Linked DNA regions of Homo sapiens: region 2 is linked to region 1. Evidence: chromatin loops called from intact Hi-C (ENCODE). Cell type or tissue: heart right ventricle. All regions are shown on one strand. Each heading gives the region's core, and the rest is flanking DNA. Links, peaks and the distances in the headings are about the cores only. Region 1 overlaps GALNT17 (polypeptide N-acetylgalactosaminyltransferase 17). Region 2 overlaps GALNT17 (polypeptide N-acetylgalactosaminyltransferase 17).

The links. Peaks named below come from ENCODE experiments on the same cell type or tissue, not always from the same donor. Only the 100,000 strongest peaks of a DNase experiment are listed, where the experiment ranks them.
Region 2: it touches region 1 in a loop (6-fold over the local background); 2 of 110 quality-filtered maps call a loop at or near these places.

The regions. Positions count from the first base shown.
Region 1 is chr7:71,404,957-71,421,513 of GRCh38, forward strand. GALNT17 (polypeptide N-acetylgalactosaminyltransferase 17) reads left to right here. Exons shown (of 11, transcript NM_022479.3): 4 at 10,933-11,107; 5 at 15,952-16,149. Among named protein-coding and RNA genes, the nearest start is that of MIR3914-1, 110 kb to the left of the region's middle. In heart right ventricle, for the core only: no CTCF peak of the experiment used is centred there; a DNase peak (open chromatin) is centred at 9,775; H3K27ac peaks cover 1,052 bases.
Region 2 is chr7:71,652,980-71,669,536 of GRCh38, forward strand. It overlaps GALNT17 (polypeptide N-acetylgalactosaminyltransferase 17), which reads left to right. Exons shown (of 11, transcript NM_022479.3): 7 at 12,432-12,617. Among named protein-coding and RNA genes, the nearest start is that of MIR3914-1, 350 kb to the left of the region's middle. In heart right ventricle, for the core only: no CTCF peak of the experiment used is centred there; a DNase peak (open chromatin) is centred at 9,067; H3K27ac peaks cover 2,478 bases.

The DNA of each region.
Region 1 (16,557 bases), core at 5,529-13,528:
TTATCTTCACTCTCTGAAACTGGTGCTGATGGCTGCAGATTCAGAAGAAAATGGGATCATCATACTGGTGCTTTGCACTCACATTTGGTCCTCATGCAACCCTGTGCAGTGGAATAATGTTGTACACACTGATAATTAGTCTGTAATCAGAAGTGTGGGTGCTTCCAAGCTACTTGAGGGAGCCAGCTCTCAGGACAAGCCCAGGCCAGGCCACAGCAGCTTTGTATTAGCAGACAAATGACTTGAGATTTCACAACATCACATTCACAGGAATCAGAGGTAACAATGGTGATGCATGTAGGCATGCCACTTACAAATGGTGTGACCTAGGGAGAGTTGCTGGCCCTCTGTCTTAGTCCATTTGGGGACTGCTATAAGAAGTACCTCAGGTTGGGCATTGTGGCTCATGCTTATAATCCCAGCACTTTGGGAGGCTGAGGTGGGAAGATCACTTGAGGCCGGGAGTTTGAGACCAGCCTGAGCAACATAACAAGACCCCATGTCTACAAAAAATAATAATAATAAAATATTAGCCAGGCATAGTGGTGCATGCCTGCAGTCCCAGAAATAATACCGTAACTACTTTGTATCCATAAAAATAAAAAATAACAAAGTTAAACAAAAATGCCTTAGACTGGGTAATTTATAAACAGTGAAATGTATTGCTCACAATTCAGGGGGCTGGGAAGTCCAAAGTCAGTGTCTGGTGAGGGCCTAGTCCTCATAGATGTCTCTCTATGTGTTTCTATGTCTTGTAAGTGGTGAACCAGCTCCCTGGGGCCTCTTTTGTAAGGACACTCATCCCATTCATGAGGGTAGAGTCCTCCTGACCTAATCAGCTCCCAAACACTTGCCCTCTTAATACCACCCCATTGAGGCATTGATTGGCATTTAACATGAATTTTGAGGGAACACAGACATTCAGCACATAGCACACGCTCTGTGCTTCCGTTTTCTCATCTGTAAAATGGGGTCGATCGTGCCTTTACCTCACAGAGTCTTTAAGAGGTATGAAGGAATTGTTGTAGGCCAACAGCATGTGGCTCTTAATAAGGACCCAGTAAGTATGAAGACAAATGTTGTGGAATGTTACGAGTTTCCAAGACAGCCCATTCACTGGTTAAATTACCAAAGGAGATCTAATTTGGCTGACTAGTGTTCTGGAGTGTTTCCTGATTAGCTGACATTTTTAGTGAGCTTGGTTAGCAATTTGGGGATATAAATATTTCATTATAGACACAGACAAGCATAGTATTTGAAATGTTTGAAAAATAGTGATTGTCAGCAGAAAAGGAACTCTGGCATTGGTGGAATCTGCCTCCCCAGTTGGTATTCTCACTGAGAAACTAACAAAGCTTCCGCATTGGGCCCCTTACTTGCACGGGTGCCCTTCGAGGTCATCTGATGGCCCCTTGTTGTGTGTTTACATGTCATGCATTTTTGGAGAACTTACAAAAGTAAGCTTTTAAAATGTTTCTCAAAGAGAATGCCTCAAATTGTGTAAATTTCAGGTCCCACAAAACCCAGGTTCATTTCTGGGATTTGCTATCTCCATTGGACAGATAAGAAACCCCCTAGGTTGCATGAGCAGAATATGCAACCGAGTTTCTCCCCGCGCCACCATCTTTTCGTTCATTTTTAAAGATAATATTTTAAAACTTTGTCTAATAATATTTTTAAAATATTTTAAAATAGTCTTTGTAGGGCTGCTTTTATACATTTAGCTGATTGGTTATTTCAGGCATAAAGGTATTCTCAGGCGCACCTGTATTTCCAGGTGGTTTTTTTTTTTTTGAGATCGCATCTTACTCTGTCACCCAGGCTGGAGTGCAGTGGTGCAATCACCGCTCACTGCAACCTCTACCTCAAGCTGGGCTCCCACTTCAGCTTCCCAAGTAGCTGATACCCAAGTGTTTTCAGTCTGTGTTTTATGTTCTTTCTAGGGCATCAAAGCTAATTCTTACATATATAAAATATTGAAATCTCTCTGAAAAAAAGAAAAAAAGAGATGATGCAGAAATGTCAAGTGTCCTGACTAATGTCTGTGCCAAACTCTGCGTTGAAGACCATTTTTTCACTGTGATCTCTGTCATAAATCCCTAAGCACAGAGAACTGGAAGTTTCCATTGGGGTGGAGAGAAAGGCCGGCATCTGGGAGGGCCCAGGGTATGGTCACCATGCAGGGGCTGGATTCTCTCCACATCCAGTCTTGAAGAGCTCAGGAACTCAAGTCCCATCAGGATGAGGAGTCTTATCTAAGTGTCTCACCAAATGCTTCCAGACAGAGGTAGACTTGGAAACCCATGGAACAAGCTAGGAGCAGAGATGTGCCCAGGGAGAAGGTGGCCTAGGAGGAACCCAGGGGAGGGGCAGGCCAGCTGACCAGACTGGGCTTTAGGAGCAAGCCTGCAGTCCATCAATTACCAGCATGGGGGTTGGAAGAACCCCCTGGCCACAGAATATGAATCAGACCTTCAGCAAGGTCAAGGGTTTTAAATTCACACACACGGTCCAGGCATGGTGGCTCATTCGTGTAATCCCAGCACTTTGGGAGGCTAAGGCAGGAGCATCACTTGAGCCCAGAGTTCAAGACCAGCCTCAGCAACATGGTAAAACCCTGTCTCTTCAAAAAATAAATAAAATTAGCCGGACATGGTGGTGCATCCTTGTAGTCCCAGCTACTCAGGAAGCTGAGGCAGGAGGATCACTTGAGCCCAGGAGTTGGAAGCTGCAGTGAGCTATGATCCGGCCACTGCTTTCCAGCCTGGGTAACAGAATGAGACCCTCTCTCAAAACAAAACAAAATTACACACAACATAAAATCACCTCTTCTGCACCGTCAAAATTAACAGACATAAAAGACCACATATTTTACGACTCCATTTTCATGAACCATGTGTATTAGGCAAATTTATAGGGGCAGAAAGCATGTTAGTGGTCACCAGGGGTTGGGAAAGGGGAGATGGGGAGCAGCTGCTCAATGGGTATGGGGTTTATGTTTGGGGTGATGAAAAAGTTCTAGATAGTGGTGATAGTTGCACAACATTGCGAATGTACTCAATGCCAGTGAATTGTATATTGTAAAATGGTCAAAACATTTTAAACATGGTAAAAACAATGAAAAAAGTGAACCAGTGCTTTTGAGATGTTTGGGGTTTGCGTGAGAACGACCTGGGGGTGCTGGCCAGTTCCACTAAGGCCCACTGAATTAGGGATACCGAGAAAGGAGCCTCGGAACCTGCATTTTCATAAGGTCCCCAGTGATTCTCACTCTGGGAATACTGGCAGGCATTTTCATTCTATTTTGTTTCTTAATTGGAACGTGCCATATGTGCTATGTTCTCGTCCCCAGCTGTCACAACCCATGCATTCACAGTGAGCAGCATGCCCAAACCTCAGCAGCTGCTGGTGGGGAGAGGTGTTGGTGATAAGCGTGGCAGTGGTGGCAATGGGAGTTGATGGTGTCAGAAGGAGTGTTGATAGAATTGTGGCAGTAGTAGCAGTGGTAGCAGGAACAGGGAATGAAAGCAGAAGGCAGGACCATATGGGATCCTTGTCCAGGGACTGACCTAATTGTGAGATTGCCCCACGCAGAGGTGGCCAGCCATCAGGATCCCAGTATTGGAGCCAAGCTTGGTGGCTCACATCCATAATTCCAGAGCTTTGGGAGGCCAAAGTGGGGAGCGGGGGAGGGATTGCTTGACGCCAGGAGTTTGAAACCAGCCCGGGTAACATAGCGAGACCTCATCTATACAAAATAAAATAAATTAGTTGGGCATGGTGGTGTGTGCAGGTAGTTCCAGGTACTCAGGAGGCTGAGGCAGGAGGATCGCTTGAGCTCAGGAGGTCGAGGCTGTAGTGAGCCGTGATTGCACCACTTCACTCCAGCCTGGGCAACAAGGCCAGACCCTGTCTCTGTCTCTGTCTCTGTATATGTGTGTGTGTGTGTATGTATGTATGTATGTATGTATTTATATGTATTTTATATATATATACTGTATATGTGTACATGTGTATATATACATATATATACACACATACATATATATGCACATACACAAACACACACACACACACACACACACACACACACACATTTAAATATATCTATATTTTAAAAGATTCCAGTTTTGGAAATGGCATGCCAAACCCTCACCATGTAGGCCAAAGTCACTTCCAAGGGGTTCAGTTTTTTAGATGAGGCAGGACAAGTAGGTCGTAGGCAGTGGGGAAAGTGGAGATGGACAGGGCAACACTGGGATTCTGGAATGTCAGCTCAGTTGGAGTAAGCTCTGGCCCACACTCAGGGTCTAATTCATCCCAGATGGAGTTAGGCAGGGGGGTAAATGCTAAGCCAGAGCCACCCAATATGCACTTAGCAGACCAGTTGATGCAGCAGCTCCCCATTTGAAGCTTGTAAGAAATACAAGTTCTTGGGCCACCTCAGACTTACTGGTGATTCGGATGCAGGTTAAAGGTAGAGGAACACTCACTCATCTAAGCTTAGACAGATTCTCCTGAATCTCCATACTCTGAAGGGCAATTGAAATATTCAGTAAGTCTCATCATCAAGGCTTAACAACTGTGTGAGGGTTGAGAGGTCAGGTTGCCCACCATTGTGGATGTGCAGACTTGGCCAAGTCCTGGACTGGGTGGCCACTTCCCAAGTACACATAAAAATCCCAAGCACTGACACTTTTGCATTGGTTCTGGAAGCAGGTGGAGCTGAGTCTGTTTTAGGACCACCAGGTTCGTATGTCCACTGTGCAGTAACAGATCAATTATGCTGAGACAGCAGGATTTGCAACAGAGAAAGAGTTTCATGAGTATAGGGTAGCCAAGTGAGGAGACAGGAAGAGATCCTCAAATCCACCTCCCCAACGATTTCTGGGCTGGGGCTTTGAAGGGGATCATGGAAGGTGAGAGGCTGGAGAATCAAGGTCATTCATTGATCAGGGTAAAGGGGATGAAATTATCAAGATGTGGAAACTGCGTTCTTTGGTGAGTCAGCTTCTTGTGGGGTCCTTCAGACCAGCTGATGTCAGCAGTTTCATTGGTATGCAGGACATGAAAGAATATCTCAAAGGGAAAACTTAATATTTTATAATGTTCAAGTTGTTATCTATAGAGCAGTTAAAGGGGACTGTAATCTTGTAACAGGGTCTATTGTCCTAGTCATTCTAGGACAATAGGCACTAAGAAACTATGATGAAACAGGTCAGAGACTAATGATTAATGCTGAATGTGCTGCACGCTTGGTTTATTTTAATTTTCCCCTCACTTCTTTCCTGATTTTTTTTTTTTTTTGAGACAGAGTCTCACTCTATTGCCCAGGCTATAGTGCAGTGGCATGATCTTGGCTCACTGCAACCTCCACCTCCCAGGTTCAAGGGATTCTCCCACCTCAGGCTCCTGAATAGCTGAGATTACAGGCGTGTGCCACAAAGCCAGGCTAATTTTTATATTTTTAGTAGAGACGGGGTTTCACCACGTTGGCCAGGCTGGTCTTGAACTCCTGACCTCAGGTGATCCACCCACCTTGGCCTCCCAAAGTGCTGGGATTATAGGTGTGAGCCATCACACCCAGCCTCCTGATTAATTTTATAAAGTGTATAGGGGCAATTTCAAGTCTACTAGGTCAATACTTGCTCCTGAGCAGGGCTCTGAGCCCAGGGATGGTACCGATAGTTTATTCTGTCATATCACTGAAAGTGCGGGATTGAGACAGAATTCTGTAATGTTCTTTGCTTTAGTTCTTACCGTTTTGTAGCTTTCTTTTTGCCAATTTATGCTCCATGAGCCTGGATGACATGTGTTTGTTTTATTGTTAAGGAGCAGGTATGCATACCTCCCTCTCCAGTCCTTCCTGATCACAGGCAGTGTTCGCTTCTCCCCCTCAACCTCCTCAAATGCTGTTTATCAAAATCTTAAAAAACACAATGGTTCCCAAATGGCACTTGGCCAATTTTGTATTGGATTTTATAACATTTATTTTTGTCGAAATGAGTTTCTGCATTTATTTTTGCAGAAATGAGTTTCTGTTTTCTTCTCTGAGTTTTTTGTGAGGAAAAAAGAAAGTAAGATGTTTTTCTTAGTGTTCTTATAATGTCCTAGAATGGTTTCATCTGTTAAGGATGATAAAGGATCTTAGGTGAAGGGGTGACTTTCTTTTTTTTTCTTTTTTGAGAGAGTCTCGCTCTGTCACCCAGACTGGAGTGCAGTGGCACAATCTCAGCTCACTGCAACCCCTGCCCCCTGGGTTCAAGCGATTCTTCCACCCCAGCCTCTCGAGTAGCTGGGGTTACAGGCATGTGCCACCACGCCTGGCTAATTTTTGTATTTTTAGTAGAGATAAGGTCACACCATGTGGCTAGGCTGGTCTCGAACTCCTGAGCTCAAGTGATCTGCTTGTCTAAGCCTCCCAAAGGGCTGGGATTATAGGAATGAGCCACCGTGCCTGGCCAAGGGGGTGACTTTCTAACCAGTGTCAGGTTGGGGATTTGTGTGCTTCCATGGGAGCCTGGGGGCCTTGTTTTACTTGGCTAATTTATAGACTCATTCACTTTAAGGTGAATTTGGGCTCTTGCACCCCACCTCTTCTTCGGTTTCTCTCCGTTTTCAAATCTCAACACCCTAATGCTCTTAGGCTGTCTCAGATGTGTTCCACCAGAGCCAGGCTTCCTGGAAGTCCCTCTTGAGATGTCCCACTCATCCAGTTCTCCTTGTATTGACCCTGCCCCTGCAGGAGACAGCTGCATCTGCAGGGATTTCTTTTTTCTCACTGGTACTATCAGGGGCCTTCTGTTTGTCTTGATCAACGGACCATTCTCAGCTTGCATTTTCTCTAATGCATTTGACTTTCCTGACCCTGGAGGTTGAGCAGCTTTTGGAGGACAGGGACTCTGAACCTTCTCACCCACAGAGGCTCCTTTAAATATTTATAAAATGAATGCACATATCCTTCTTCCAGAAACTCTGCCAAACACTTCACAGGATAATGCTTCGGAACTGGTGTCATAGGAGCATTATCCTGTAAAGTGCTGGACTCTGTTTCAACACCTGCAGATGATGCTCTTGGGCTCTCAGGTTTGAGAACTTCATTTCCTCCTTGGAGTCCCGTCTGTACCGCCTTGAGTATGGCTTCTCCAGCCCTTCTTCCTTCTACATTCTCTATCCAGCCCTGTACAAAATAAAAGACATTAGCTGGGCATGGTGGTGCACGCCTTTAGTTCCAGCTGCTCGGGAGGCTGAGGCAGGAGGATTGCTTGAGCCCGGGAGGTCGAGGCTGCAGTGAGCCATGATTGCTCACTAGCCCTCCTTCCTGCCTCCTAAATACATGTGTTCCACAACGTGTGGTTCTAAGTCTTCTTCCCTGCATTTCCTGGAACTGTCACCTTCTCTCCTAGGCCATCATCTCCCTTTTTTTTTTTTTGAGACGGAGTCTCGCTCTGTTGCTGAGGCTTGAGAGCAGTGGAGCAATCTCGGCTCACTGCAACTTCCGCCCCACCAGGATCATGCGATTCTCCTGCCTCAGCCCCGCTGAGAGGCTGGGATTACATATGCCCGCCACCACACCCGGCTAGTTTTTGTATTTTTAATAGAGACGGGGTTTCTCCATGTTAGGACATCATCTCTTATCACTCAGTGCCTGACACCTCTGCCCTGTTTTCTCACCTCCAGACCATTGTCGTGGTTCAGCTGCCTACCCCAGAATGTCCTCTGGCCCCCTCAACCTGTCCTCAGAGAAACTCATCAACTTGTTCTTCTCTTCTCTTCTTTTTCTCTTTTTAAATCAATCTTATCTGGCTAAGTGTGGTGGCTCACGCCTGTAATCCTAGCACTTTAAGAGGCTGAGGTAGGGGGATCACTTGAGGCCAAGAGTTCGAGACCAGCAGGGCCAACATAGCAAAATTCTGTCTCCACTAAAAATACAAAAATGAGCCGGGCATGGTGGCAGGCACCTGTAGTCCCAGCTACTTGGGAGGCTGAGGCAGGAGAACTGTTTGAACCCAGGAAGTGGAGGTTGCAGTGAGCTGAGGTCACGCCACTGTACTCCAGCCTGGGTGGCTGAGCAAGCTTCCATCTGAAAAGGAAAATAAAATAAAAATAAAATAAATCAATGGCATCTTCCCAGTTTCCTAGACTGAAACTTTGATGCTCATGATACTGTCATCTAAGTAGATCCAATTTTTCACTTAGGTGTTTTTTGGTGTGGTATTTTAGAATAGTGAGAGCTCACGTCCAGATCTGCTGCATAACTTAAACAACTTTTTCCGTTAATGCTCCCAGCCAAAACAGTTTCTCTGTCTGTGACTCCTCACAGCACTCTTCCTCCGTGACCATTTTTTTTGGGCGAGTGGGGGCCATTAGCCTCATTTACCTTATAATATTGAATATTATAATTTGTTTTTATTTTATTTTTTTTTTAGGCAGAGTTTCGCCCTTGTTTCCCAGGCTGGAGTGCAGTGGTGCGATCTCGCCTCACTGCAACCTCCGCCTCCCAGGTTCAAGCAATTCTCCTGCCTCGGCCTCCCGAGTAGCTGGGATTACAGGTACCCGCCACCATGCCCAGCTATTATTTTTTGTATTTTTTTTTTAGAAGAGACAGGGTTTCTCCATGGTGGCCAGGCTGGTCTCAAACTCCTGATCTCAGGTGATGCACCTGCCTTGGCCTCCCAAAGTGCGCCTTCCTATAATTTTTAAACGTATCTCATCTCCTTAACTCGATTGTAAGCATCTTGAGGGAGCACTTGTGTCTGAATTGTCTTTGAGCACAGGCCAGAGCACAACTCAGTATCTTATAAAGTCCAGAATCACACTGCAGGGACTGGGAAGGAAGCCTGCTCAGTGTCACTTGTTCTTAAACCCTGATCATTGGAGGTGGCATCTACCTTGATGTTTCCATACACTGTTGTTTGGAACAGTGTATCCCTGTACATTGTAAGAGTGAGAATGGTGTCTACTGCTATACAGTAGGCCCTAGACTTTATAAATCATTTTGGTGGCCAGGCACAGTGGCTCATGCCTGTAATCCCAGCACTTTGGGAGGCTGAGGTGGGTGGATCACCTGAGGCCAGGAGTTCGAGACCAGCCTGACCAACATGGCGAAACCCCATCTCTACTAAAAATACAAAATTAGCCGGCTGTGGTGACACATGCCTGTAGTACCAGCTACTCGGGAGGCTGAGGCAGGAGAATCACATGAACCCAGGAGGTGGAGGTTGCAGTGAGCTGAGATCGCGCCACTGCATTTCAGCCTGGGCAACGAAAGAGAAACTCCGTCTCAAAACGTAAAAATAAATAAAAATAAAAATGATATTGGCTAGTTAGAAAGACAATCTGTTGTTCATAGGAAGTTATGTAATTGATCAACATTAATAATTATGATAAACCAATTATTATTAGATTTACCATTTATTGAATGCATATTGAGTGCTTTCTATATAGCTTTTCCTTTAGTTGTAGCAGCCATAAGGCTAGTACCAAATGATTAGGCCTTATCCTTTTACTCCTTTAATACCTCCCAAAGCTCTTTAGATGTGAGAAGGCCAGTGGTAATGACCCACACTTTCTTTTGCCAACCTTGCCAATCCCTACCCATATATCTTCCCTGAAGTCTCGCAACTTCTTAACAAATGAGGAACTCATTTGATACCCGGATGTGGTGAGTGATGTAGCCAGGAGCTGACATCCTGTTCCTGGGAAGAGCCACGACTAAGTTGCAGGTCACGTGGCAGCTAAGAGGTAACAGTGCCTCCAGAACTCCTGGCATGGTGCCCAGCGCTCAGCATTCAGAATATTCTCCCTGAACTTACAGAGATTCCTGCAGTCACAAGCCAACCCTGGTCAGCAGGCGGGATTCCCCTTGTAGCATTCCATGACCTGTGGCCTTTAGTGACATGTCCCTGAGTCCCCCAGCACCCATGCAGGACATGTACCTGGAGTGCAAGTATCTAAGAATCCCCTCCCTGTTAGCCCCTCCTTTTCCTCCCTATACCTGGTGATTTTTATGCACACAAAGTATCACTTTTTTTTTTTAAATGCCTTTAGTTTTATTTATTCTTAAAATTAGACACCAGGTCTTTCTCTGTTGCCCAGAATGGAGTGCAGTAGTGTAACTATAGCTCACTGCAGCCTCCTGAGTTCAAGTGATTCTTCTGCTTTGGCCTCCCGAGTAGCCGGAAGTACAGGTGCACAACACTGCACTCAGCCAAGTATCAGTCTTTATGTCTATAGAGTTAGATTCAGTTGAGTTGTGTTTCAGCTCTCCCGTTAGCCCATATGTGACCTTGGAACAGGTTAGCCTCCCTAAGATTATGTCTTCATTTGCAAAATAGAATTAATTTAGTTAATTAATGAAATTAATCTAGCAACCTCCTAGGGTTTCTGCAAGGATAAAATTAGCTCATAGAAATGAAGCACTTTGCCACCTGCTTGTTGCAGAAGGGAGGGTATTCAATCCCTGGTAGCATTAGTTCTGCCTCCAAGGTAGCATTTCTACTACTGAGCAAAGACTTACATTGCATCCCAAGGCACGTACTGTAAGAACGAGTCTGTGTGCAGATGGAAAAGCCCATATAGAATTTGATAAACCGGACAAGGATTCTGGCCAAGTTTGGAGGAAGGGCCACTAAGAAAAGGAATCTTGAAGGACGTCTGCCGGCTCATAGCAGCCGGGATATAAAAGCCAGGCCTGGTTCCCATCCCGCTGTACGGATTGCAAACTGTCAGAAGATAGCTGTCCTGGGTGAATGCATCAGAGATGTCTTCTGACTCCTAGACTGATGAGATTTTCTTTTCTGCCAGAATTACTAACATGCGATTTTTTTTGAGATCTTTGAACTCCCTGAAGATCTGTGGGCATTGCAGTGGGTTAGATGCAAATTTGAAATGACATGTTTATAGACCTTCTTGCATTTTTGTCATTTGCAGAGGAGCTGAAGGTCCCCCTAGAGGAGTATGTCCACAAACGCTACCCCGGGCTGGTGAAGGTGGTAAGAAATCAGAAGAGGGAAGGCCTGATCCGCGCTCGCATTGAGGGCTGGAAGGTGGCTACCGGGCAGGTCACTGGCTTCTTTGATGCCCACGTGGAATTCACCGCTGGCTGGTAGGTCATGAGCTGAAACTCAGGGGTGCTCAAGACCTGCATTGTGGTTGAGAGGGGCTGGAATCTGGGAGGTGGGACATTTCACCTGTTACCTGTAGTGGCACTGGGAGACTAGAGAGAGACTCGTCAAAGAAGAAAGTGAGACCATTGTCTGGGATAAAGCTAGGGAGCAGGGAGAAATTTGTCTGCCGTCTGTTCAGTTCACCATCATTGGCATCATCGTCATCATCATCGTCATCAAAATCCCCAGTGAAAATGTTTTATCAGGCTGGGCATGGTGGCTTGCGCCTGTAATCCCTACACTTTAGGAGCCCAAGGTGGGTGGATCATTTGAGGTCAGGAGTTTGAGACCAGCCTGGGCAACATGGTGAGACCCTGTCTCTACTAAAAATACAGAAATTAACCTGGCATGGTGGAGCACGCCTGTAGTCTCGGCTACTTGGGAGGCTGAGGCAGGAGAATCGCTTGAACTTGGGATGCCAAGGTTGCAGTGAGCCTAGATCGCGCCACTGCACTCCAGCCTGGGTGACAGAGAGAGACTCCATCTCAAAAAAAAAAGAAAAAAAGAAAACGGTGTATCAATTAGATAAAACTCAACAGAATCCTTGCAAATGGTACAAGACAGTCATATTTTTCTTGTTCTCTTTTCCTTCTTTGCTGCTCTGTTTGCAGGGAAGGATGGTTGTCTGTCATTGTGAGAAAAGAGATATAGTTATAATTCTAACTACTCAGGTAAAGCTCCCCAGAATGTATGGGATTATCTTTCACATCATTCGGAGGAAGGTGAAGCGCATTTTCTGCAGATAGGCCCTGATATTTTTCCAGGTGAAAAGAACAGAATGTGAGAAATTGGTTGAGTGTACGGGGAGTAGAAGATTTTGGATGCACAAAGAGTGAGGCCACAAAAATGCCAGAATCATGTTAAAATTGGAATAGGACTTTCCAGTTTTAAAGCATGGTCAGATAATTGTTGCTAAGTAACCAATGATCCATCAAGTTAGAGGTTAAATAACCTGTACCCTGGGTTGCTTAATTAGTAAGAAGCAGAGTCTTGTATTTCACAAATATGTTTATTTACACTCATTGAGGCCTTCTTGAGTAAGTGTTGTTCACTGTACTAGATTTGAAGAACCAATATCCCATCACTAATTAACATTAAAATGTCTGTTCTTCTTCATTTGCAACAACCTCTAGAATCCTTTTAATGGCAGGATAAAAAGACAATGTTTATGCATGTGACCACGTAAGAAACCCAGGGCCACTGATAACACTGACCCCTTCAAGTGCATGCTGGGGTCTATTGCCATCTCGGCCGCCAATTTTCCCTCCCAGTTTTTTGCTGTCATCAAACCCTGGTGACACCCAGCTGCATGTCTTCAGCCCTCATCTCTCTCCTGAGCTCCAGAGCTGTTTATCTCTAGTAATAATCATTCCCAAAGTGTGGCGCCCCAGACCCACAGCATCCGCAGAATCTGAGAACTTGTCGGAAATGCAAATTCCTGGGCTCCACTCAGTCCCCTGAAATCAGAAGCCGTGCAGGTGAGATCCAGCGATCTGTTGTAATCAGCCCTCCAGAGGACTCTGATGCATGCTACAGTTTGAGAAGCACTGAGCCATAATGGAAGCCTTCTGAAAAAGATTCAGGCGAATGTTCCGTTACAGCCTCAGGCCTGGCATACCTTGTCTTTTCCTTGGCATCATTGCCTCCTCGTTTCTTTCCTTTCAAAACTGAAAGGACATGGCCCCGACACATGTCCCTTTCCCTTGATTTTCCCCTTGCCATCATGTTACTCATCCTGTCAACCTCCACCTCCAGCCAGTTTTGTCTGCCATTTCTCCTGTCTCCCTCTTTCTCTCTATCTTGACCACCACTCTCCTAGCTTGGTTCTTTCTTGACATTCACCTAAACCAATGCGGTCACTGCTGGAACTCATTCTTTTGGCAGATACTTGCTAGATGCCTACCATATCCCTGGTGCTGTTCTAGGTTTGGAGTTTGGCACTGAGTGATTTCTCAGGACTTTCAGTGGTAAGGCTGGAAGAGTACTGCACAAACTGGGACAGTTGGACACTAAGCTGGGGTTCAAAATCCAGCAGGTTTGGTATCTGCCCTCAAGTCTACAGTCTAATTCTAGTCTACCTAATCAAATCCACCTATCATCTAATTCTCACTGATGTCTGTGACTTTAGTCTTTGCCATTCAGACGCATTTTCCACACTTCTACCCGGGTGGCATAGAACCCTCTCTGAATTAAAACCCCTTGGCAGTTCTTCATTACAAGGTAGACAGTGTGTCTCAACTTTTACCAGGTTCTACTGCAATAAAAGTCTCCAGTCACAATGACTTACAACAATACATGTTTCTCTCTTGTCTGCATGGCACGTCAGCTGCGGTTGTCTGGCTGTGGCTGTGCTTGATTTCTCCTCTGTGTTCTGAGAGTCAAGGAATCCTCCTGTCTAGGACATTCCATCTTTGTGGCTCAGGGAAAAGAACAGTGGCTGAACTTCGAAATGGCTGTTTCTGCTCTGATGTGACACCGTCATTTTGCTCACATCCCATTGGCAAACCAATTCACATGTCCAAGTTAAATGGGAATTGGAGACTGGGGGAAGGAGTGTGCTTCTCTAAGGAAGCATTGCAGGCCACCTGGTAATAGGCAGGACATCCCCAGGGAGGAGGGAGCAAATTATTGGGAATCGTCATACATTGTCTAGTAGACAGTAAGATCAAAATTCTCAGCCGCAGAAATATCAGTGGGACCAGGCGTGGTGGCTTACACCTCTCAGCACTTTGGGAGGCTGAGGCGGGCGGATCACCTGAGGTCAGGAGTTCGAGACCAGCCTAGCCAACATGGCGAAACCCTGTCTCTACTAAAAATACAAATACAGGCGCCTGTAATCCCAGCTACTCAGGAGGCTGAGGCAGGAGAATCGCTTGAACCTGGGAGGCGGAAGTTGCAGTGAGCTGAGATCATGCCATTGCACTATAGCCTGAGAGACGAGTGAAACTCCGTCTCAAAAAGAAAAAAAAAGAAATATCATTGGAACCAAGGTCTTCTGCCTCCATACTCAGTGACTCTTTCGCTGCTGATAGATGGGCTGAACTGAATGCTTCTAATGCATGATCTGGACTTGCATGGGGTTCATCATGGTTCATCAAAGAGGTAGTGGAGCTTCAGAATTAAGACATGAACCAGACCAGCTAGGTTAGAAACCTCCTTCTACCACCACTTGGCTGTATAACCTGGGGCAAGCTACTTAACCTCCCTGGTCCTCAGTATCCTCATTTATATAATGCTGATCATTGTATCTACCTCATACGATTATCTTGGGGGTTGCATTAGTCAACACATGTGAAATATTTCGAATGGCCCCCAGCACTAGTAAGTGCTTAATAAAGATCAGCTATCATTAGCTCATAAGGAAAAATAATTCGTGTTCAGAGTTGATTAGCAAAGGCAGCTGCGCAGTCATTGTGACTTGAATAAGGTGGGGAAAATGATCTAAGAGTTGAGAGGAAGAACTCCCACGGGAGAGGTGGTACTTGGTCTTGGGACCAGGTGGTGAGAGAGGTGTGGGAGGTGGTACTTGGTCTTGGGACCAGGTGGTGAGTGAGGTAGGAGAGATGGTACTTGGTCTAAGCCTCCTTAGATGGCTGTGCTCTCTGCCAGTAGCAAAGGGCATCCCCAGGGGAGAATTTCATGAGTGGAGGCTTGGCCAGGGCCATGGTCCTAAGCCTGCCTGGAAGCCTTGGAAAATTAGTGCCATTTGGCTTCAGCTTATATGGTGTGTGCAGAAGTATTGGAAGCAGGTAATGGCCCAGGGTATATTTTATTGCTCATTTTAAATAGAAAGATGAGATGAGCCAACAGGTAATTCAATAGCTGCAAATGAAAAGAGATGGGTTGTCGACTGTGTGTTCTCATTATTCTTCCCGATAATGCAGAGGAATGGGATTTTCGCTTGACTCTGTTCCAAAGCCTGCATTCTGTTATAAGCTGGGAGATTAATGCCCTGGCTTAGGAGAGCCATCTTCTCCTTCTCGAATATGGGAAATGATCCCTTCCCGCGCCTGCCTCGGAGACACACGATGGTGGAGGTGTCTGGCCATCTGCTGTCTCCTAAGCCAGTCGGGCTACACCTTGAACCTGGAGCCAGATTCCTGACGAATTACCTGCTGCAGCCTCGAGCTGGGGAAGTGAGCAGGAAGCTGGGATTCTGCCTGCCTTTGCATTTAATTAGTTTCCAGTCTCCTATTGCTAACCAATTCAATTAGATCCCTTTAAGAAATCAATTAAATCATCAATTAAAACAACTGAAATAATCACACACACACACACAGAGAAGCTAGTGAAATGTGTGTTAAAACCAGGCCATCCGGGCAGAAGTGACCTATTTTGGGAAAGGGAATTCAGTGCCAGCAGAAAAAACAAGCGGTGGCAGTCAGTGCCCTGGGGGGAAACTGACGACACTGTATAAAACTGTCATGCAATGTGAATCATGGAGTCCACCGTCAGTATGAGAAGTGAGACTTGGCACTTTCTTGGGAAGGAGACCCCATGTTCTGAACTCCTCTTGCTCCAGGCTTTTCGGGCCAGAGCAGGCATCACTCTAGTGATTCCAACAAGGGGAAAGGGGTGCGCTGATTTCACACGCTTCACAGCCCAGGAGTGAAGCTGCAGGATCCAGCGTGGGCAGGTCCCTGGGAGCCTCAGTTTGCATCTGAGTTCCAGCCTTCCCAAAGCCCAGCCTTAAGTAGCTAAATGCTGTTCATTCCGTGTGGTCTTGGGAGGTGTGCCTCACGGGAGAGAAGAGAGGTTTCATGTCTATTTCTCTATGTTTCAGGGCTGAGCCGGTTCTATCCCGCATCCAGGAAAACCGGAAGCGTGTGATCCTCCCCTCCATTGACAACATCAAACAGGACAACTTTGAGGTGCAGCGGTACGAGAACTCGGCCCACGGGTACAGCTGGGAGCTGTGGTGCATGTACATCAGCCCCCCAAAAGACTGGTGGGACGCCGGAGACCCTTCTCTCCCCATCAGGTCTGTGGCTGGTGAGCCCTGGCGGCCAACGAGCCCCCAAATTCAAGGGTAAAAAGGAGCTACTGAGAGAGGCCAGGAAAGCCTGCCTTGGGCTCGAGCAGCTGTGTGCACACAGCTCTCCAGGAGCCGCCGTTGTCTCAGGATCACAGCTTTCCTGCAGAGGGAGGATGTTGCATTTTGCACCTTTATGTAAAGTTTTCAAGTGCAGCTTTCCAACAGCGATACTGAGAAGTTTCAAACTGATAGTAATGTTCACACTTCTTTATTCTTCCTCGTATAGGAGGAACTGCGTTCAGGAGCTTTTAAGGATGAAGTTTGAAAGTTATTTTTTCTGGGGCTATTTTATACTTGAAGCCTTGTACTGTTGTCATGTTTGCACTCTTTTTCATGATACAAGATCATATAGAA
Region 2 (16,557 bases), core at 4,937-12,936, 250 kb after region 1:
TGGTAGGGAAGGGTTTTTGTTTGTTTGTTTGTGTTTGTTTTTGTTTTTGTTTTTTTTGACAGAGTCTTGCTCTGTTGCCAGGCTGGAGTGCAGTGGCACAATCTCGGCTCACTGCAACCTCTGCTTCCCGGGTTCAAACAATTCTCCTGCCTCAGCCTCCCAAGTAGCTGGGACTACAGGCACCTGCCACCACACCCAGCTAATTTTTGTATTTTTAGTAGAGACGGGGTTTTACCATGTTGGCCAGGTTGGTCTCAATCTCTTGACCTCGTGATCCACCTGCCTCAGCCTCCCAAAGTGCTGGGATTACAGGCATGAGTCAACGCACCCGGCCCTAGGTAAGGGTTTTTAAAGGCAGAGAGGCAGAGGTTACAGGCAAAGTCAGAAATTGACACATGGAAGCTGTACATTGTTTCGACCTATAAAAGTAGGACTTTTTTTTTTTTTAAGACTTTCTCTCTTGTTGCCCAGGCTGCAGTGCAATGGTGTAATCTCAGCTTATTGCAGCCTCTGCCTCCCAGGTTCAAGCAATTCTCCTGCCTCACTTTCCTGAGTAGCTGGGACTATAGGCATGTGCCACCACACCTGGCTAATTTTTTGTATTTTTAGTAGAGACAGGGTTTCGCCATGTTGGCCAGGCTGGTCTCGAACTCCTGACCTCAGGTGATCCACCTGCCTTGGCCTCCCAAAGTGCTGGGATTACAGACATGAGCCACCACGCCCAGCCAAAAAGTAGGACATCTTGAAGCAGGGCCCAAAGGTCTAAGGTGGAGTCAAAGATTTTCTGATTTGCGATTGCTCCAGGATGCAAAGCTCTGTGTAAAAATCTGAGGTCAGCAGAAAAGAACATTAGTGCTCCCTCATGGACATGACCTCCTCCAGACCCCTTGGGAAGAAATTTAGAAACAAGCACTGTGGTCAGAGTTCAGTCCACAGTTCCCCCTTATCTGAGAGTCTACCTGCCAGCAAATCCCTTGAGTGGGGTCTGAGTTTCTGAAAAACAGCTCAAGAACATATGCTAAGATGTTATCTTATTTTTTTTATTTTTTATTTTTGAAATGGAATCTGGCTCTTCACCCAGGCTGGAGTGCAATGGCACAATCTAGGCTCATTGCAGCCTCCACCTCCTGAGTTCAAGCTATTCTCCTGCCTCAGCCTTCTGATTAGCTGGGATTACAAGCACCTGCCACCACGCCCAGCTAATTTTTTGTATTTTTAGTAGAGACGGGGTTTCACCGTGTTAGCCAGGATGGTCTCCATCTCCTGACGTGATCCGCCCGCCTCCAGCCTTGTGATCGGCAACCGAAAGTGCTGGAATTACAGGCATGAGCCACTGCGCCCGGCCGGCTGGAGGGTTTTATGGGAGAGGGATATGGGGAAACTGTGTAGAGGTTGGACTCAAGAAGCAACTGAGGACGGCAGATAATCTGGGCACCAGCAAGAGTCCTAAGTGATTGGGAACTTCTTCGTCCTTGGTTAGATCCCAATGTTCCTGTAAACCTTTAACAAAACATAGTGGTGTACCTACTTCCCCTGTAATCCCAGAGTTAGTTTCAAAACTATGTGATTGCTGCTTTGCATTGTATATCAGTGCTCTCAAATTATCCTAACTTGCATGCAACAATGAGTAAATTCCCCTTAAACAAAAATGGACTAGTTATGTTAATTTCTTGTTGTTTCACTGTTACGTTAAGAGACAGTGGTGAAATCTTTAACTTCAGGTATCTATGTGCCTATGCTTTCAGGAAGAAAGCTTCTGAAAATAGATCACAGGCTTTCACCGGGAGGGTTTTATTTTATATTTTATTTTATTGCATTATTTTATTTTGAGATGGAGTCTTGCTTGTCGCCCAGACTAGAAAGCAGTGGCACGATCTCGGCTCACTGCAACCTCCACCTCCTGGGTTCGAGCGATTCGTCTGCCTCAGCCTCCCGAGTAGCTGGGATTACAGGCACCTGCCGCCACGCCCAGCTAGTTTTTTGTATTTTTAGTAGAGAAGGGGTTTCACTATGTTGGCCAGGCTGGTCTCAAACTTCTGACCTCAGGTGATCCGCCCACCTCAGCCCCCGAAAGTGCTGCTAGAATTACAGGCGTGAGACACCATGCTCAGCCTACAAAATATTCAAAAATTAGGCGTAGTAGTGTTCAGCTGTGGTCCCAGCTACTCGGGAGGCTGGGGCAGGAGGAGTGCTTGAGCCCAGGAGTTTGAGGTTACCATGAGCTACAGTCATGCCACTGCACTCGAGCCTGGGAGACAGAGTGAGATCTTGTCTCTCAAAAAAAGAATCAAAGAAAAAGATTCAAAAAACTTTCTGCTACCTGGAAGGGAATTTTGGACAGATTAAAAGAAGTATTGATATACCCAGCAGTAGTTCAGATCTGATCGGGTAGTGTGTCTTCCATGATCTAGAAAACATTCCTGAATTCATTACTTGGGGAATTCCTGGCAGTCTCCAGATGATTCCTCAAGAAAGTCAACACCGGGGTAGGCAGCCTCTGCGGTCTGCTGTTTTCTGTTAGCAGAGGCCATAGTTCTGCAGACTGGGCCATGGTATCTTGAGATGCCAGAGCTGAAAGAAACCTCAGAGATAGCCCCCTGTCATTTACAGATGAGAAAATAGTTTCCGGGGGAAGAATGCATGTGCCTGACTTCTGGGAGAAATGGAGCCAGTGGCCTTTCCCACTAGAGAGTAAAATGATTGATCTTTCTTGGGTCTATCTCAGCTCTTGCTAGAGAACATCTCCCCACTGATTCCAGGCTAGGCTGGGCTGGCTGATGTTGACATACTGTAGGGTAGATTTGCACCAGAAGGGGTGCCAGGGAACAGCATTCTTAGAAGCATCAGGGTGGTTCTGGGTTTGTGGGAAGAGCGTTTGGGAAGAGACTCAAATCTAGCTCGTGTTGAGTTCTATAAGGGCCCTTGGTTGACTGACTTTAACTTTCTCTGCCTGGCATATTATATCTTCTAGTCTATTTCCTTTTCCTTTCTTTAATTTGTTCCTCTTTTCCCACCTCCTAGGCCCCCTCTCCAGACAATTTCGCTGCTTACTCCCTCCAGCCCCTCTCCATTCATTAATGTATGTACACATTCACTCATTGATTAAGAACTCAGAACTCTTTGGGTACTTACTTATGTTCCAGGCACAGTGCTGGGCAGTAGGGACACAGGATGACACAGTCTGTCCTCATTGAGGTAACAGCCTAGTAAAGAAGGGAGAAAGTAATTTTTTTTGCACGCCCACATGCTGGCAGGATCATGCAATTACAACCGTGATAAGGGCTATGCTAGCATGTTATAGGGAACTCTGTTTTTATCTGGGGCTTCCTTGAGTAAGCACTGATGGAGCTGAAAGCCAAAGTTTGATTAGGAGTTAACTAGGCAGATGGGGGAGGAGTGTCCCGGGCAGGAATGGGGCACAGGGGAGGACAAAAGGAAACATCATGGGATTGAGGGGAGCTGCAGAGATGAGGCTGCAGGGGGAGGCTTTGAAGACCACACGAAGATTGAGGATTTATTTTCAGAGTGGTCGGTGGGAGCCATCGAAGTTTGCAGGGCCGTGGAATGATCAGTTCCACCCTGGCTGCTGAGCGGAGGTCAGACTGAATGGAGTTGGATTCGGAAGTGGTGGCTGTGGTCCAGGTGGGAGATGGTCGTAGCTTGCACCAAGGTGATGAGGGAGGAGAAAATGATCTGGTGGTCATAGTGGATGTGAAAGGAAGTGGATGCAGTTGAGCTGTAGTGAAGAGGCATCATCTGCAGGACTTGGTGATGGATTGGCTGGCGCCTAGGGAGGAAGTGGTGAGGATGGTGCCTGGCTTTCTTTCTGGTATATGTAGCTTCCTTGCTCAATTTGAGTGACGGAGGTCGTGGGGAGAGAGAACACACTGTCTTTCTGCTCCGGGCCACCTGCTATAATAGCATGCAAGCTCTTTCAAGAGAGAGCTGCCCCCTGTTAGTGCCTTGAAGATCCCTGGAAAAGTGGCTTTCACATAATCAGGGCACCCAGGGTTCTCAATTTAATGGCACAATTGAAAACTCTCACCAGAATATTTTGGATCCAAACCTACTTATGCCCGAATGATCCTTCCTGCTGCTTTTGAGAAACTCCTGGCCTCTAAAAGTCACAGGACAAGACCAGACCTTGAATATTAGAATTCTATGACAAGGTGAGAACAGCTGCCTCACTGTTAGGGCAGTAGATTCCAAAGTGGGGTACACAAGATGATGTGGACCATTAGAGGGACAAGAGGAATATATTAGCACTCATATTCTAATGTCATTTTTGGATTTCTATATATCTAAATTTTTCATGTGTAAAATATATTAGCATAGTAGTATGTGCATGTACTGAAAAATAAATAAAGTAAATATATTGGAGAAGGTATGCTTTACATTTTTAAACATCAAAAATGTTTGGAGCCCATAGCCTGTGAGCATAGTGAATATAAATGAACCAGTCATGTTGGCTTTGATGGCTTGGCCTCCTCTTTCCTCCCTGGCTGCCTAGGCTCCTCAGTGACAGGTGCCCAGGGGAGCAGGTGGCCTGGGCAGTACCTGGCACCCTGCATCCTCATTTGTTGCCTGTGGCTCTTCCGGGGTCCCTGAAGCTACTATCCAGCTGTCCAGGCTGTGGCAGAGCACAGCCCTTGCTTAAATTCTTTCAGCTTCTGTAAAATTGAGTCATCAGATCACAACCCTGGAAATGATATTAGAAGCCTTCTAAGCTGGTGGCTCTCAAATGTGGCTACACATCTCAATCCCATGGGGGGCCTTTTTACATACACCCAGGTGCCTCAACTTCATCCCTGGGGAATGTGATTTATAGGGCTGGGGTGGGATCCAGGTGTTTGCAATTTTATTTCATTTTATGGATGGATGGATGGATGGATGGATGGATGGATGGATGGATGGATGGATGGATGGGTGGATGGATGGATGGATTGACAGGGTCTTGCTCTGTCATCCAGGCTGGAGTGCGGTGGCATCATCATAGCTCACCGCAGCCTTGAATTCATGGGCTCAAGTGATCCTCCTGTCTCAGCCTCCTGAGTAGATGAGACCACCGCCATGTGCCACCACACCTGGCTAATTATTTAATTTTCTTTTGTAGAGGCTGGTCTCGCCATGTTGCCCAGGCTGGTCTTGAACTCCTGGCCTCAAGGAATCCTGCTGCCTCAGCCTCCCAAATTGCTGGGATTCCAGTCATATGCCACTGCGCTGGGCCTAGTGAAAGTGTTTAGTAAATGATGAAGTTGAATGTATGAATGAAACATGTATCAAAAGATGTAACTAAACCAACGTGCCACTGAAGACTCTCCAAAATGATGAAAATCAATCCCCATTGACATTCATCTCCCATAGTGTGTCTTCTTCCAGGACATCAGCTGTCAGGAAGCAGAACAATGTGTCCTGCCTAAGACTTCCCAGACCCCAGAGTCTTGTGATGGTTTCTTTTGCCTCATCCCTTCCATATTCCAGAGGCCTGGGTAGTTTAGGGCAGGCTTTTTGCCCCAATGAATGAAGCTTCAGTATATCCAGTGGCTAGGGGTCATTCATAACCCTCCTTCTCCTTCCAAGCCATATCCAATCTATTGTTGATGATTTTGCCTATTAAAAATCCCTCGGCCAGGTGCGGTGGCTCACACCTGTAATCCCAGCACTTTGGGAGGCTGAGGCAGGTGGATCACTTAAGGTCAGGAGTTCAAGACCGGTCTGGCCAACATGGCAAAACCCCATCTCTACTAAAAATACAACAATTAGCCGTCCACGGTGGCACACGCCTGTCATCCCAACTACTTGGGAGGCTGAGGCAGGAAAATAGTTTGAATCTGGGAGGCGGAGGTTGCGGTGAGCCAAGATCATGCCACTGCCCTCCAGCCTGGGTGACAGAGCAAGACTCTGTCTCAAAAAAAAAAAAATCCCTCAAATCTATCTACATCTCTATTTTGTTGCTGTCACTAAAGCTATCAGCTCTTCTTCCCTGCAAAATAGCAAAGCATTCTTGTTTTCTCCATCTCCCCTCTTCATGCTGCCAGTCTTTTCCCCACAGTTCAGCCAGAGTGATCTTTTCAAACCCAAATTCTTCAGTGGCTTCTCATTTACAACAAAGATCAATTTCTTTTTAACATGACCTCCAGGTAATTGCCTGGTGTGGACCCTGCCTACCTCTCCAATATTTTCCACTATTCTCCTCTCTTCCAGCCCTACTTTCTGAATCCATTTTCTACGTTCCAGCCACATGGCTATTCTTTCAGCTCTTTGAATATCCTCTATGTATCACTTATGTATTGCAGTGTAAGCCCAAATTTAGTGGCCTAAATAACAATTGATTGGATTAAGATTCTGAAGTTTGGAAGTCTGGGCTGCGGTCAGCCAGGTGGTTCTTCTGCTCCACATGGCCCTGGCTATGCTTATGCACACACTGGCATTCCACTGATGGGTTGTCTTGGGGGTGTACAGTCTCACATGGCCTCACTCCCATGCCTTAGTCTTCAGCCATGATATCTGGAATAGCTGGGCCTCTATTGCTCCATTGTCTTTTATCCTCAGCTTCCTTACAGCCTGACGGGCTCAGAATTCCAAGAGGAAGAAAGTGCAAGCCGCAAAGTCTCTAAGGCCTAGTCCTGGGTTGTGTGAGACATCACTTCTGCATTCTGTTAATCAGTGCAAGTCATAAAATCAGCCCAGATTCAAGGAGAGGGGAAATAGGTTCAGCCTTTTTATAGGAAGAGCAAATAAGTCACATTGCCAAGGAGCATGGGTGGAATTGTTGCTGCCATCTTTGAATACAGTCCAGCACACCCTGCTCTCTCCTTCACAAGGTCATTGCAACTGTGCTGGCTGCCCCTGGGCTTGGGACTGTTGCCCACTTCCTCTACTCAGCTCAGCCTAGCCCTTCAGACTTCACCTTAGTATCCTTTCCTGGGGGATGCTTTCTCTGAGCCCACTGGCCACATCCTCGTGTTACACGCTAGATTTTTAGCCCTGTGTTGTTTTCCCTCATGGAAAAGCTCCCTTTGTGATGGTGCATTTCTGCCTGTGATTCTTTGATTAATGCATTTCCCTTGCTAGATTATCCACTTCATGACAGCAAGGACCTTGTCTACTAGCACCTCTCATTTCATCCCCCTGCCCAGCCCAGTAGGCCCTGAATGGATCATTTTTTGATGAATAAATAAATGGATGAGCGTCTGTTTCTGGAGTCACCACACCTCCTGGAGGCCCATATCCATTTAAGCAGGGCCACTTCCCCACTTCCCTAGCAAAGGGTCACCAAGAACCCTGCGGTGGGTTCTTTGCCTCCAGGACTGGTCCCAGAGCTTGGAGCGTGCCCTCCTCCTGGCCCATTCCAACCCATCTGGAAGTCCTCCTCCCTCCACTGTGTGAGGAGCCACAGCCTGGGGCGCTTTCCATTTGGGCACTTCCCTCTGCTCTTGGCATCAGCGACATGCCAGTCAGAGTCTTGTTCCTACCTTTCTGTGCATTTCTCTTCATTTCTTCAGCCTGCCTAGGAACTCACCATGTGGGCTGGTAAACACTGATGTAGAGAATAGATCCGCAGGACCCTTTCTTGGGACCAGCTGTACTTGGGATACTCATAGCTGGGTCTTATGTGTGGTAGAAACATAAACTGGATCGTTCCCTTTAGAGGGTACCCCTTTTGCTTCCAGACCTCTTGGGTGGACTCAGAGGCCAAGGTGGAATATCACTCCTTCCGGGAATACCCCTCCATAGGGGACTTAGCTGGACTGTTGGTTTATTGCTAAGGCTCAAAAGCCTTCAGTCCACTTTCTTGCATTTCTTTCCATCTGCTATGTAGGCCTGGTTGCTTAACCACTGGCAGACTTCACATCAGCTCATCATCACTTAGAGCCAGCCCATGAGCTGTGCTGGTGATCACCCCCAGCCAACACAGAGCAGAGCCTGAGGCCTGAAGAATCACTTGTCTCCCAGGCATCTTCCAGCCTCCCTTGCACAGCCATGCCGCCACTTGGATCCGTGCAGCAGCAGGCTTTGACCTCTGACCCTAGGATGTCATTGGTGCCACTGCAGATCCATGGAGCTTCCTCTGCATATATCTATATGCCCAGCTCTGTCCTCACTGTTTCCCCTGCTCACTGTGGTTACAATGCAGGTCAGAGGCACCAACCAGGCACCCAGAGTGAGGGACAGGGCTGTGACTGAAGAGAAGTCAAGGGGTCTACAGCTGTAGGTCAGCTCTCCCAGGGCAGGAAGGGCCAGTGTCTGCTGCTGTCGCATGTGGTCGGGGGTGTGGTTCTGACTCCTCCCCTTACTGACTGTGGGGTTATGAACCACTTTCTCCACCTCTTTGACCCTCAGTTTCCTCATCTGTGATAAGCTGATGAGGGAGTTGGTTTTGGTGCTTTCTGTCATTACTGGACTGGTCCTGGAGTTTGGAGCAGGCAGAGCAGGTATACTTGCCTCTCTAAGGGGAGGGGCCTGTGAAAGTGGAGAGTAGAGGAGAGATGAGCAAGAGGAGCCCTCGTCTTCTGTCTCACACAAGAGGTGCCGCTAATGACAGTTCATGTTTAGGATTTAAAATCCAGTCTGAGTCACTGGAGGTGATGAGCTAAAGTGCAGACTTAGGCTGAGGCAGGCAGGATAATGACCACAGTGCATGCCCAGTGATGGCAATGTTGTGGGCATCCAGGCCAGCAGCAGGATTCCAGGGCAGGCACTGACCCTGGCAGTTCACCCTGGGCTTGCTGGACCCCACAGCAGGGCATACCTTCAAGACATCTGCTATTCCAGGAGCCTCTGAGTCCTCCCCAGACTCTACAGGGAGAGCTGAGGGACTTTGGGTCAATGCACACTTAGTGTGCTGGCTGATATCCACACCACAGAGCCCAGGACAGGAAGCCCATGTCTCTGCCACACAGGACAGATGTGCTGAGCTTCCTGCCACCTGTCTGTTACACCATCTCCCTCCCCTTGTTTAAAAGGCTTGGTGTCCAGCACAGGGCTAACACAGCCAACATATGGCTCCTCCATCCTCTCACCTCCACTCCTAACAGCTACATCCACTTGAACCCTCTTGGGAGTTTGGCTGCACCCCAGGCATGAAAGCCATCCTGACCTTGGTCTGGATGGCTTGTGGAGGACATAGTGCCAAGTCAGACTGGCTTGTGGGTTCTGTTCCCACTTGGCACCTGTGTTCTTATGACTGGGTTTCAGGCTTTTGCTAAGGTCTCTTATGCGCCTGTGTCTGTCATCCCTGCTAAGTCCTTGAAGAGTTCTGCTTTGCTTCCATCCATCCTCCTGAGCCTCCCCAAACTGAGATTCACGCCCGAATCTACTTTCCCCCATCTCTCTGTTTATCTATCTATCTATCTGTCTGTCTGTCTGTCTGTCTATCTATCATCTATCTATTTTTATAATGGCTTTGTAGATATATTCACATACCATTATAATTCGTCCATTTAAAATGTGCCACTCAATGGTTTTTTCAGTATGTTTGAGCTGTGCAAAGTTCACCACAATCAATATTAGAATGTTTTCATCACCCTAAAAAGAACCACCAAACCCATTAGCAGTCACTCTACCTTCCTCCAGCCCCCTGCCCACCACCTCCCAAGCAACCATCAATTTATTTACCAGACATTTCATATAAATGGAATCATAGAATATGTAGTCCTTTGTGATTTGCTTATTTTGCTTAGCATGCTTTCCAGGTTCATCCATGTTGTAGCATGTATCAACATTTCATTTTTTTCCCAAATAATATCCCATCATATGGATATGTTACATTTTATTTATGCATTAATCAATTGTTGGGACATTTGCTTAATCCAAGGTCATGAATTTTTACTCTTATGTTTTCTTCTAAGAGTTTTATAGTTTTAGCTCTTATGTTTAGGTCGTTGATCCATTTTGAGTTAATTTTTTATATGGTGTGAGGTAGGAGCCATGTCCATTCTTTTACATGTTGTTCCAGCACAATTTGTTGAAGATATTATTCCTTAGCCCACTGAATTGTCTTGACACCCTTGTTGAAAGTTAGTTGACCATAAGTGTGAGAGTTTATTTCTGGACTTTCAGTTCTATTCCATTGATCCGTATGTCTGTCCTTATGCCAGTACCACACCATCTTGACTATAGTAGCTTTGTATTAAATTTTGAAATTGGGGAGTGAAGTCCTCCCAGTTTGCTCAAGGTTGTTTTAGCTACTTGAGGTCCCTTGTTTTTCCTTACGAACTTTAGGATCTGCTTGTTAATTTCTGCAAGGAATTCAGCTGGGATTTTTATAGGGATTGTGTTGAATTTTTAGATCAATTTTGGGTGTATTACCATCTTGACAATGTTAATTCTTCCAATCCTTGAACATGGTATATCTTTTCATTCATTCACTGAGTCTTGCAACATCATTGTGAGACCCTGATTCTTTATATATTGTCCGTACCTTGAAATTCAGCCGCCTTGTTTTACTCTCTAAGACACCAGTTTCCTGTCTCTATTCCCAGGCCCTTTGCCAACATTTGGCCTCCTTGACTTCCTTCCATGGCCAGCAGCTGGGTCTAACCTAACATGCGAGGGCATCTAGCTGTCCTGTCCCAGATCAAAGAAGTCTGGAACATCTATTCTCTACTAACCACTTAGCCCACAATTCCTCCTGGAAGAAGCAAGCAAAGTGAGGATTCTTGCTTATGGGAGAATTTTCTATCTGTATCGTTTCCCTGTGGTATAACCGAAGTTGGGAAATAGAAACAGAACATCATACACGCAAAACAAATTTTGCCACCAAATTCAGCCAACAAAAGTCAAGAAGGGGGTATGTAGACACTCAAGAGTGTCCCAGTATTCTTGCTTTGGTGGTTACTGGGAGACTAAAGGTGGAATGGCTTGAAGTAACCCATCTTGGAATGAGCCTACCTGAGTCAGCTCACCTGCAAAAACTGTCACTTATGCAGAGCATACAGTGTCTTCACAGCAGAACAGCCTCACAGGCTCCTGAAACTTTTCTGTCATTTTCCTTTTTTTCCACTGGTACTAGGAACCTCATTTCCATAAATTAATTTTTTTTTTTACAATAAGGTTTTTTTTTTTTTTCCCACCTGGACCAAGAGAAGTTGGATAGTCCAGCTTTCCTTTTGGAGCAGGTCCTTACGGCCTAGGTGCCTGCCATCCCCATGCAGAGGGATGAGAAGTCCCACATCCTTGGGCTTTTGCATCCCTCAAAGGCAGCCATCATTGCAACTTTCTTTCTGAATAGTTCAGTAATAGCAAGCGACAGCTGCTCATAATGGCATTGGAGTGGATGCTTCCAGAAGGCTTGGCATCTGTACCTGTAGGACTCCAAAGTAGAGCATATTAACAGTGTAGAACTAGGCTGGGAGTAGTGGCACATGCTTGTAATACCAACACTTTGGGAGGCCAAGGTGGAAGAATCGCTTGAGACCAGGAGTGTGAGACCGGCCTGGGCAACATAGCGAGACCTCATCTCTACAAAAAAATTTAAAAATTAACTGGGCATGGAGGCACGTACCTGTAGTCCCAGCTACTTGGAAGGCTGAGGCAGGAGGATCACTTGAAGCCAGGAGTTCAAAGTTATAGTGAGCTGTGATCGCACCACTGCACTCCAGTCTGGGTGATAGAGAGAGACCCTGTCTCAAAACAAAATAAAACAAAACTTAACCCAGAACTAGATCATTATATACATCTTGTGCTGATATGAATAAAGATCTGTTTCTTAGTATGAATTTTCCATTCTACATTGGCAGGGCGCAGCTTCAGCCAGATGGGAAAGGCAGCCTTCAGGGATGTCAGTTGTGCATTATTGAGAACATAAGAAAACTCATGTGTTGCCATGGGCAGCTTAGGTTTATGGGCCTTTCTTACCTAGAGGTGGATTTTATATCCTGAGCTGTTGTTTCTATAAGAATTCTCCCAAGCCTCTTTTTTATATGTTTTAGTCAGGTTAGGTTAGACCATGCTGCAGTAACAAACCAACCTTGAACTCTCATTGGCATTATTTATTTATTTATTTATTTGTTTAGAAACAAAGTTTTGCCCTGTCACCCAGGCTGGCGTGAAGTGGCACTATCTCAGCTCACTGCAACCTCCACCTCCCGGGTTCAACTGATTCTTGTGCCTCAGCCTCCTGAGTAGCTGGATTATAGGCGTGCGCCATCATGCCTGGCTAACTTTTCTATCTTTAGTAGAGACGAGGTTTCACCATGTTAGCCAGGCTGGTCTCCAACTCCTGACCTCAAGTGATCTGCCCACCTCAGCCTCCCAAAGTGCTGGGATTATAGGCATGAACCACCGTGCACAACCTCTCATTGGCTTTATATATTAAAATGTATTTTACGTTTATGCAAAGTCAGCTGAACCATTGCTTTTGGGCTTGGGGAGGGGGCATAGCCTCTGGGAATTTCTTTTTCAGGCTGATGAAATCTTTGTACCCCTAGGTATGGCTCTGTGGGGGCAGCATGGAGGTCCTTCCTTGCTCACGGGTGGCCCACATTGAGCGGAAGAAGAAGCCATATAATAGCAACATTGGCTTCTACACCAAGAGGAATGCTCTTCGCGTTGCTGAGGTCTGGATGGACGATTACAAGTCTCATGTGTACATAGCGTGGAACCTGCCGCTGGAGGTAGGGATCACCAGCCTTTCCCCACCACCCCAGTACAGTGATCCTTACTGTTTGATCACTATTTATTTAATAAACCAATCGTTCCTCCCCAGAAAATGCTCATGCTTAGAAAAATTATGAATGCATTTCAAAGGGATTCACAGATGTCTCAGCTTTAGAACTCCTGCCTAACTCCAGGGCTAGCACAATGGAAGTCTCTTTAAATCCACTTACAGAGATTAGAAGGGTCTTAGTGTGTTAATCCCAGTCTTATTATGTTAATCTGGCTGCCCTGCTCCTGATGATATGCTGTGTCCAGGAAGTTCTTGCCCAGATACTTCACAGCAGACTCTTCATCCTGCCAGTGTGTGACTTCCCATGGAGCTCCAGCTGCCCCGTATCATATGCCTTTACTCTATGCCAAATCCCCTAGCTCTTCAGCTCTCCTCCACATTCTGCTCAGAAGATGGCCCAAGGAAATTTCCATGTTACTGCAGCCCCACAGGAGTGTCATGCGGTAGTTGTATATTAGCGTGGTTTGAATCCCAACTCTATCATTTATGAGTCAGGAGATCTTGACCAAATCCACTCATCTTCTCTGTACCATTCATCCCTTGGTATCCACAGGGGATTTGTTCCAGGATTCCCTGTGGATAGCAAAACTCACAGATGCTCAAGCCCCTGATGCAAAATGGCATAGTGTTTGCACATAACCTAAGTATAACCTCCTGTGTGTGTATATATATGTATAAAATATATATTTATATAATATATAAAATATATAATATAAAGATTTATATAAATTTTTTTATGGCAGCACAAAATTTTTTTAATTTTATTTTTCTATTAGTTATTGGGGTACAGGTGGTATTTGGTTACATGAGTAAGTTCTTTAGTGGTGATTTGTAAGATCCTGGTGCAACCGTCACCCGATCAGTATACACTGCACCATATTTGTTGTCTGTTATCCCTCGCCCCCCTCCCACTCTTCCCCTGAAGTCCCCAAAGTCCATTGTATCGTTCTTATACCTTTGCATCCTCATAGCTTAGCTCCCACATATCAATGAAAACATATGATGTTTGGTTTTCCATTAGAATAATACTCTCGAATCTCATCCAGGTCGTTGCAAATACTGTTAATTTATTTCTTTTTATGGCTGAATCATCTCTAGATTACTTATAGATAATACAATGTAAATGCTGTGTAAATAATTCTTATGCTTTATTTGTATTTTTTATTGTTGTATTGTTCTTACTGGGCTTTTAAAAAATATTTTCAGTCTGCAGTTGGTTGAACCGATGGATGCAGAAACCATGGATATAAAGGGTTGGCTGTACCTTATTTTCCTCAGCTGTAAAATGAGGATAATAGCAGATTCTCCTTCTTGGGGTGATTGTAAGAACTAAATGAATTTATACATGTGGCATGCTGAGAGTAGCACCTGGCACAGAGTGCATTGTTCGTCCTATGCTGCACAGCAGGGTAACCTGCACCCTCAGCCACAGCTCAGTTTATCTCCTCAGCCAGAGCACCCATAGGTGTCTGAGCCATGCTGGAAAGTCACCTGGAGTGGTGCCCATTGAGAGATGGCAGCCCCTATGTATCAGGAGGCTAGAGCCCAGAACAGAAGAAATACAGTTGAATATGTGCCAGATATGTGGGTCAAGAAGATAAAAGTGAATTTATTCAATGTTGTTATAAGTTTTGAAATACATTCTCAAGAATTAAAAAACCCCTTCTGGACACTTAGCACTTTTTAGCTGTTAAGTAATAAGTGCTTTTAGCCATTATTACTATTATGTAAAGATAGGTAACATTCGTTGAGCACTTACTATGTCCCAGGTACCTAGTAAGTCGTTATTTGTAATATCTTATTTAATTCTCATAACAACCTCATGACATAAGAACTGTCTGCCTCAGTTTCCTCATCTATAAACATGGATTATTAAAATTTATCTGATAGGACTCCCGTGAAGATAAAATAAGGCTGAGAACAGAGCTTAGCAAATATTAAGAGTTCCATAAATGCTAGCTTGATATGAATGTATTATGATGTTCATTTTACAGATGAAGAAATTGAAGCTATGAGAAGCTAAAAGGGGCTCGTTCAAGGTCCCACACAAAGCACATGGGCAGGGAAGTCAGTTCAGGTCCTCATACAAAACCTCACCCCAGCCCTGTGAAATAGTGAAATAGGTATTATTATTATTCCTGTTTTATAAAGGGGAATTTTTTTTTTTTGAGATAGGATCTCACTCTGTCACCCAGACTGGAGTGTAGTGGTACGATCTTGGTTCCCTGTAACCTCCGTCTCCCAGGTTCAAGCCATCCTCCCACCTCAGCCTCCTGAGTAGCTGGGACCACAGGCTTGCGCCCTCTACCTGTCTAACTTCCGTATTTTTTGTAGAGACAAGGTTTTGCCACGTTGCCCAGGCTGGTCTTGAACTCTTTGGCTCAAGCAATCCTCCCACCTCAGCTTCCCAAAGTGCTGGGATTACAGGTGTGAGCCACTGCGCCTGGCCTCAAGTTTTGACCTGGAATGGTGGTGTGACTTAGAGTTACAAATAACTCAAGTCTTTTGACTGTAGCCAAGTGCTTTGTCCATGACTGCAGACAATCTCTGGTCCCAAATGCCAGTGGTAACCTACCAGGCTTTTAAAAAATGACCATTAGCTCACGCCTGTAATCCCAGCACTTTGGGAGGCCGAGGCGGGCAGATCACCTGAGGTTGGGAGTTCGAGACCAGCCTGACCAACATGGAGAAACCCTGTCTCCACTAAAAATGCAAAATTAGCTGGGTGAGGTGGCGCATGCCTTTAATTCCAGCTACTCGGGAGGCTGAAGCAGGAGAATCGCTTGAACCTGGGAGGCAGAGGTTGCGGTGAGCCAAGATCGCACCATTGCACTCCAGCCTGGGCAACAAGGGCCAGACACCATCTCAAAAAAAAAAAAAAAAAAAGACCATTTCATGGATCATACTAAATATATTAAAACAAAGAGTTAAAAGTTACTGCTCAGGGTTGTCTTTGAGGTTGAATAAGTTTGACATTTAAAGGGATTTCCCTTTAAAGTCATTGTTTGACTGCCCAAGTGATCTTAATGACATAATTTGAAGTCTTCTCCCAGGCCCCCCAGTGCATCCTGTCTCTGCTAATTCCTGGCCATCTTGCAGCTGAGTCTGCAGAGTCATATTTCAGATACTTTATTTTCCCTGTCAGCACACAGCAGCCATTATGGGTTCATTTCTGTAAAAGCAGAGTGAATTATTCATTAGAACATCATTACAAGCTTTGCAATGGAAAATTATTTTCACTTCTGCATGTAATGAACTTCGCAAAGAGCCAACAAAAGGAGAAATTTTGCAGGTATAGGAAAGAAAAGACAGGAGGTGGTTGTAGGCATTTATTTTCTTGTCGTAATCAAATAATTCCTCTAATAATTGTCTCTGATAGTTACTAAGGAAATGCGTAAGAGCAGAAACTGAGAATGTAGGTCGTCAACATCAGCGTGTCCCAGAAATCCATTTGCACAGCAATGATAAGGATGGTTGACCTGTCTGGGACCTTTATTGCTGTAGGTTCCTGATTTTGCTTAGGAAGGAGGATTCCCTGGCCTGGGTCTGGATGAATCAAATAGGTCTCCTTAAACCACCCTTCTGGCCGGGTGCAGTGGCTCACACCTGTAATCCCAGCTCTCTGGGAGGCCGAGGCTGGCTGATCACTTGAGGTCAGGAGTTTGAGACCAACCTGACCAACATGATGAAACCCCATCTCTAAATATAAAAATTATCCAGGCATGGTGATGCAAGCCTGGAATCCCAGCTACTGGGGAGGCTGAGGCAGGAGAATCGCTTGAACCCGGGAGGCCAAGGTTGCAGTGAGATGAGATCGTGCCACTGCATTCCAGCCTGGGTGATAGACCAAGACTGTGACTCAAAAAACAAAAACAAACACCCTTCTG